Regions from separate parts of the Homo sapiens genome. Here region 1 is linked to region 2. The links are chromatin loops, found by intact Hi-C in ENCODE. Cell type or tissue: gastrocnemius medialis. All regions are shown on one strand. Each heading gives the region's core, and the rest is flanking DNA. Links, peaks and the distances in the headings are about the cores only. Region 1 overlaps TMTC1 (transmembrane O-mannosyltransferase targeting cadherins 1). Region 2 overlaps TMTC1 (transmembrane O-mannosyltransferase targeting cadherins 1).

Region 1 (2,809 bases), core at 117-2,616, 50 kb after region 2:
AGTGAATAAGCATGGAGGTGGTCGGACGCAGTGGCTCATGTCACACCTGTCATCCCAGCACTTTGGGAGACCGAGGTGGACAGATCCCTTGAGCTCAGGAGTTCAAGACCAGCCTGGGCAACAAGGAGAAACCCTGTCTCTACCAAAAATACAAATGCCTAGCCGGGTGTGCACCTGTGGTCCCAGCTACTCGGGAGGCTGAGGTGAGTGGATTGCTTGAGCCCAGGAGGTAGAGGCTGCAGTGAGCCGAGATCACATCACTGCGCCCCAGCCTGGGCGACAGAGGAAGAACCTGTCTCAAAAACTTAAAAACAAAATAAGCATGGAGGTAAACCATTCAAGGTCTGAATGTAGACTGCTCTTGCCATCTGAGATTTGGTTTTGTTATGTTTAAAATCCATGTAACACCCACTCCCTCAGGGTGGTTGTAATTCATGAGATGATATATACATAAAGGGCCTGCTGGATAAATGCTGGTGCACTTCTTTCTCCCCCTTTCTTTTTTCTTTTTTTCAGAGAAAGGGGGTGGAACTCTTAACACTGAGATAGGTTTTCCTGTGTGGCTTATAGAAATCATCTTTTTACTTTAAGGTTTACACGTACGGTATCTTAATTGTGAACTTTATTAGATAATCTAATGTATCTGTTAGTTAAAATCTACATAAAACATAACTCAATTATACACACACAGATGGACTGACAGCAAGTCACATATTGAGAAAAATTCCAGTCCTTCTTGCATTAAGAGAAACCTGGACATGGCCAAAGAATACCATTGGCAATACAGAGCTGAAAGCTATTACCTGACGTGGCTGCTTGTACCACATGCTGTTCATTGATTCATTAATCTATAAGGAACTTGAGTACCAAATCAGGAAGACTGCATGACTCAAGAGACGAATGCAGTGACAGTGTGGTGTCGCCACAATGTCAAGGTTCAGCTCAGTCTCACAGGCTGTAAAGCCGAAGTGTATACAGGTCACCTGTAAGCCCAGATCTGCTCAGACTACACTACCACCTCCTTGAACATTTAGCTCAGCATCACCTGCAAGTCTTCCTGAAGGTTAAACAGAGAGCCTAGCTCTCTAGCAACAGTCTTGAGATAAGCCTAAGCATCTGGACCGAGAAGGGCACTCATCACAGCACAACTGATGTAGCCAACAGCAAGACTTGCAAGCTGTTACTGGGTGTAGCAAGTTGGAATGAGGCAATCACAAGCTAGACAAGCTTAACTAATGTGTTAAAGGCGTCCTGCAGCCTGGCTTCTTGCATTGCAGCCAGTTTGGAAGAGACAACAGCAGACTGTGCCAGCTGGATGTGCCCAGATATAAAGAATGTAGTGTCCCTTGCAGGAGAAGCTCAAAGAGGGTGTTCAAATATTCGTGTAACACTGATAGGCTCTCTTGCCAGTCCAAACCACTAAGCATGCACTGAACACCTATTCTATACCCCTGTTGAACTGAGGTATTTGGGGCAAAAGCCTAGATATCTAAAAACAGGTGCTATAATAGTCATTAACTACTGTATGTCTAGACCAGCCATTCATTGTGATTCAACTAGTCAGTATTGTCATGTTCAGTAAGTGTGTGTTTAACTCCAGTTAACAAACATTTTCCAAGTGCTTCCTCTTAGCTACATCCTGTGCCAGTTGGAAACATATAATCAGCCTCAAGGAGTTTAACATCTGGTGGGGAGTCAAAAGAGGGTATTAAATAGCACACAAGGAAACTGCATGCATCATAAGAGGAGAAACCATTACCAAGAGAAGACTGAAGAGATTAATTTTTACTGTAGGATCTAGGAAGGCTTCACAGGTCTGGCCATGTAAACTGTGACTTAAACATAGACAAGGAGGATTTCAGGAAGCTCAAGGCGAGAGGAAGCTCAAGGTGAGGGAATGCTCAGCCTAGGCCTAGGAAGGAACAAAAATGCTTTCCAGGTGGAGGATACAAGAATGGCAGAGAAAGAGAGGTCTGGAGATACATGGTGTGCTTCTGGAAGGGGAGACCTAAGGTGATGAAGAGCATGGAGTAAATAAAGAAGTGAGGAGGGGCAATGGGAAGCAAAGATGGAACATTAAACTGGAGCCAGTTGATTTTATGACAATGTAGGCTGAATTGTAGGATGCTGGAAAGTACAAAAGCAACTGGTCAGTTCATGGTTAGTGAAAAATATATGCAAATGGCCAGCATGTATTTTAGCCTCAAACTACAGGTTTCCATTACCAACATGGTGGCTATAACCTGGGAACTGCAGCCTCTAACAAATATTCAAACACTGGAAGGAGAAACATCAGTGAACATAATTGGATAGAATTCAAATAATGTAACAGCAGATCCTCAGATCTTCTAGCAAGGTTAACAATATCACAGGCAGAAATTTCAAATTAGGAGTTAATTTGCTATAGAAACCTGTCTTTGGAATACCACCAATAATATTTGTATAAAGTATACTATATGTATAAGGCTATTGATATTTATTTTATCTGCAAGAATGAGTTCCATTAATGTCATAGCTACTGGGGAGACTGAGGTGGGAGGATTGCTTGAGCCCAGGAGATGGGGGTTGCAGTAAGCTATGATCATGCCATTGCATCCCAGTCTGGGCTACAGGGTCAGACCCTGTCTCAAATAGTAATATTAATAATTTATCTCTATATCTTCTGGAAAGTACATCTCTTTTTCTATTTCTCTGTCCTCCTCCTACTTAGAAACTTGAATTGAAATCCATGACTAAATAATAAGTCCCCCAATTTTACTTTGTCATGTAAATTGTTTTGTAGGCTAAATTTCTCTGCCTCCTTCTTAGA
Region 2 (2,809 bases), core at 197-2,696:
GGAGGACTGAACAGTTGAAGCAGATGTTGGAGATGTTCAGGGATTTGGGGCCCAGAGGCAGGACTTTAAAAAGCTGCTGAAATTCCTCATCCAATTAATTGGCAAAGAGCTCTGAGAGTCACTTTAAAGAGCAACCCTGGCTGGGTGTGGTGGCTCATGCCTGTAATCCCAGCACTTTGGGGGGCCAAGGCAGGCAGATCATGAGGTCAGGAGATCGAGACCATCCTGGCTAACACAGTGAAACCCCGTCTCTACTAAAAATACAAAAAAAATTAGCCGAGCATGGTGGTGAGTGCCTGTAGTCCCAACTACTCGGGAGGCTGAGGCAGGAGAATGGCGTGAACCCAGGAGGCAGAGCTTGCAGTGAGCCCAGATCGTGCCACTGCACTCCAGCCTGGGAGACAGAGCAAGACTCCATCTCAAAAAAAAAAAAAAAAAAAAAAAAAAAAAGAGCAACCCAGCATCAGCAGGTCATCTTTGGGAAGCTCTTCATCAGGGGACACTGCTCTCCAGCTCTCCAATATAACGCAAACTTCCCCTCAACTACATCCGATGTGGAAGAAAGTTCCCCAAATTAACCAGCCTGCTCACTTCAGGGTGTTTATCTTACATTATGTTGAACAACCACTAACACTGTGGTCGTATATGTGTGCAAACCACTTTTTATGTAAAACACTCATTAAAATATTCAAATGTTCAAACAGGCTAACACCTCAAGAAAACATCTAACCACAACATGTGCTGTCTTAATAAGAATTAATTATTTTCCCAATCTATCACCTTCCATTTACCAATGCAGCAATTACCAAACAACAGTGTTAAAGGTCCCTTTACGCTAAAATATTACTGAGAAAAGAATTTGTAAGTGTATGATATCTAAGAGAAAAGTTTTTAAAAATTTATTAATGCATTAAAATAATCTATTGTCTATTAAAACATTTTATTTTAAAAATCTATATTTCTTAAAATGAAGAAAATTAGTGAAAAGAATATAATTTTAAAGAATATTTTTGAAAATCTCTTTAAATATCTGGCTTAATCCAGGAGAATAGAAGCTGAATTCCCATATTTCCTTCTACATTCAATCTGCTGCTATATGTTATTCTAGTTGAAGTATATGAGGAAAATCTATCCTTGCTCAGATGCATTATAGTTGGAAAAGTGAGGAGTATCTTAACAGCTTTCCAGATAATTGCAGACATCCTTTGATACTACAATATTCAACAAGTGGTAGTTTCTTGAAGCTTATTGGTGATGTCGAATCTACTGGTCTACCTTCAACTTGAATGAATCTTTTATCCATTGCGATAGTTAATTTTATGTGCCAATTTGTCTAGGCTACGGTGTTCAGTTGTTTGTTCAAACACCAGGCTAGACGTTGCTATGAAGGTATTTTTTTTAAGGCGTGACTAACATTTAGATCAGTAGATGGAGTGAAATGGTTCTGTTTTCATAATGTGGGCGAGGCTCATCCAATCAATTGAAGGCCTTAAGAGAAAAAGACTCAGGTCCCCCAAGAAAAAAGGAATTCCGTCTCCAGACTGCAACGTGGAAATGTGGAAATGCTGCCTGACTACCACCCTTGAGACTTAGGATTACAACACCAACTGCTGCCTGAATTTCCAGCCTGCAAGTCTGCCCTGCAGGCTTCAGACTTGCCAGCCTCCACCTAAATAAGCCAGTTCCTTAAAATAAATCTCTCTACATAAACACATACACACACACACACACACACACACACACACACACACACACAGGGAGAGAGAGAGAGAGAGATCCTATTTCTTCAGTTTCTCTGGAGAACACAAACTAATGTTCTCCATCAGTTTGGAGAACATTTGTGTTAGTGGAGAACACTAACACACCGATGCATGATTTTGTAACATCATGCACTGACCATTTGAAAAATATGAGGTCACTGAGTTACATAAATTTGCAAAATGTTTACACATTTCATTACACAATATTCTGAAAATCCTATTTGCTACTATCACATATCACCACCGATCTCATCAAAAGACTTTTGGTAGTGGTAGGCTGTAAAACTCACAATGAAGTCACAAGCTTGAACCAAAATCCAAATGTTTCCTTGAAAACTTGAATTTTAACATTAGAAATAAATACTATTAGGTATTTTCACTGAAGTACCAGGCTCATTCCTCATTTTGAAGAAAAATGCCTATTATGAACACCAAAGTATGAATAACCATAATTACTATGGTGTGAATGTCTCCCCAAATTCATGTGCTGAAAATATAATTTCCAATGCCACCGTGTAGAGAGGTGAGGTGTAACAAGAGATGTGTTGGTCATGAGGGTGGGGCCCTCATGAATGGATTAATGCTGCTATAAGCAGGGCTTGCAGCTGCGGGTTCTCTCTCTCTCCTGCTCTTCCTCATGTAAGGACACAACATTCTTTCTCACCGGAGGGCACAGTGTTCAATGCACCAAGGTAGAAGCAGAAAGACCAGGCCCTAATCTACCAGCACCTTGATCTTGGACTTCCCAGCCTGAAGAACTGTGATAGAATTAATTTCTGTTCTTTATAAATTACCCAGTCTGTGGTATTCTGTTATAGTAGAACAAAATGGACTAAGACAATAGTTTGTCAGCAAAATCTTTCTACCAAAAATGACGTTTTGTTAAAAGAAAAATAGTGGCCAGCGCAGCTTGCAATTCAAACAATCATTTAAGTGCTTTTCCTCATGACATTGTTCTTTGACGTGCAGCAGAAGTGCTTTATGCATATTGCCTGTTCCATCACATGGAATATTAAAAAGACATATACACAGGTGTTGGGATTTCTTTT

The links. Hi-C counts contacts between places; a loop is a spot of excess contacts. Peaks named below come from ENCODE experiments on the same cell type or tissue, not always from the same donor. Only the 100,000 strongest peaks of a DNase experiment are listed, where the experiment ranks them.
Region 1: it touches region 2 in a loop (4-fold over the local background); 4 of 110 quality-filtered maps call a loop at or near these places.

Annotation. Positions count from the first base shown.
Region 1 is chr12:29,761,880-29,764,688 of GRCh38, forward strand. The region is part of intron 2 of TMTC1 (transmembrane O-mannosyltransferase targeting cadherins 1); the gene reads right to left. Among named protein-coding and RNA genes, the nearest start is that of TMTC1, 21 kb to the right of the region's middle. In gastrocnemius medialis, for the core only: no CTCF peak of the experiment used is centred there; a DNase peak (open chromatin) is centred at 1,242; H3K27ac peaks cover 1,698 bases.
Region 2 is chr12:29,711,586-29,714,394 of GRCh38, forward strand. All of the region lies in intron 5 of TMTC1 (transmembrane O-mannosyltransferase targeting cadherins 1), which reads right to left. Among named protein-coding and RNA genes, the nearest start is that of TMTC1, 71 kb to the right of the region's middle. In gastrocnemius medialis, for the core only: no CTCF peak of the experiment used is centred there; DNase peaks (open chromatin) are centred at 1,596 and 2,361; H3K27ac peaks cover 2,117 bases.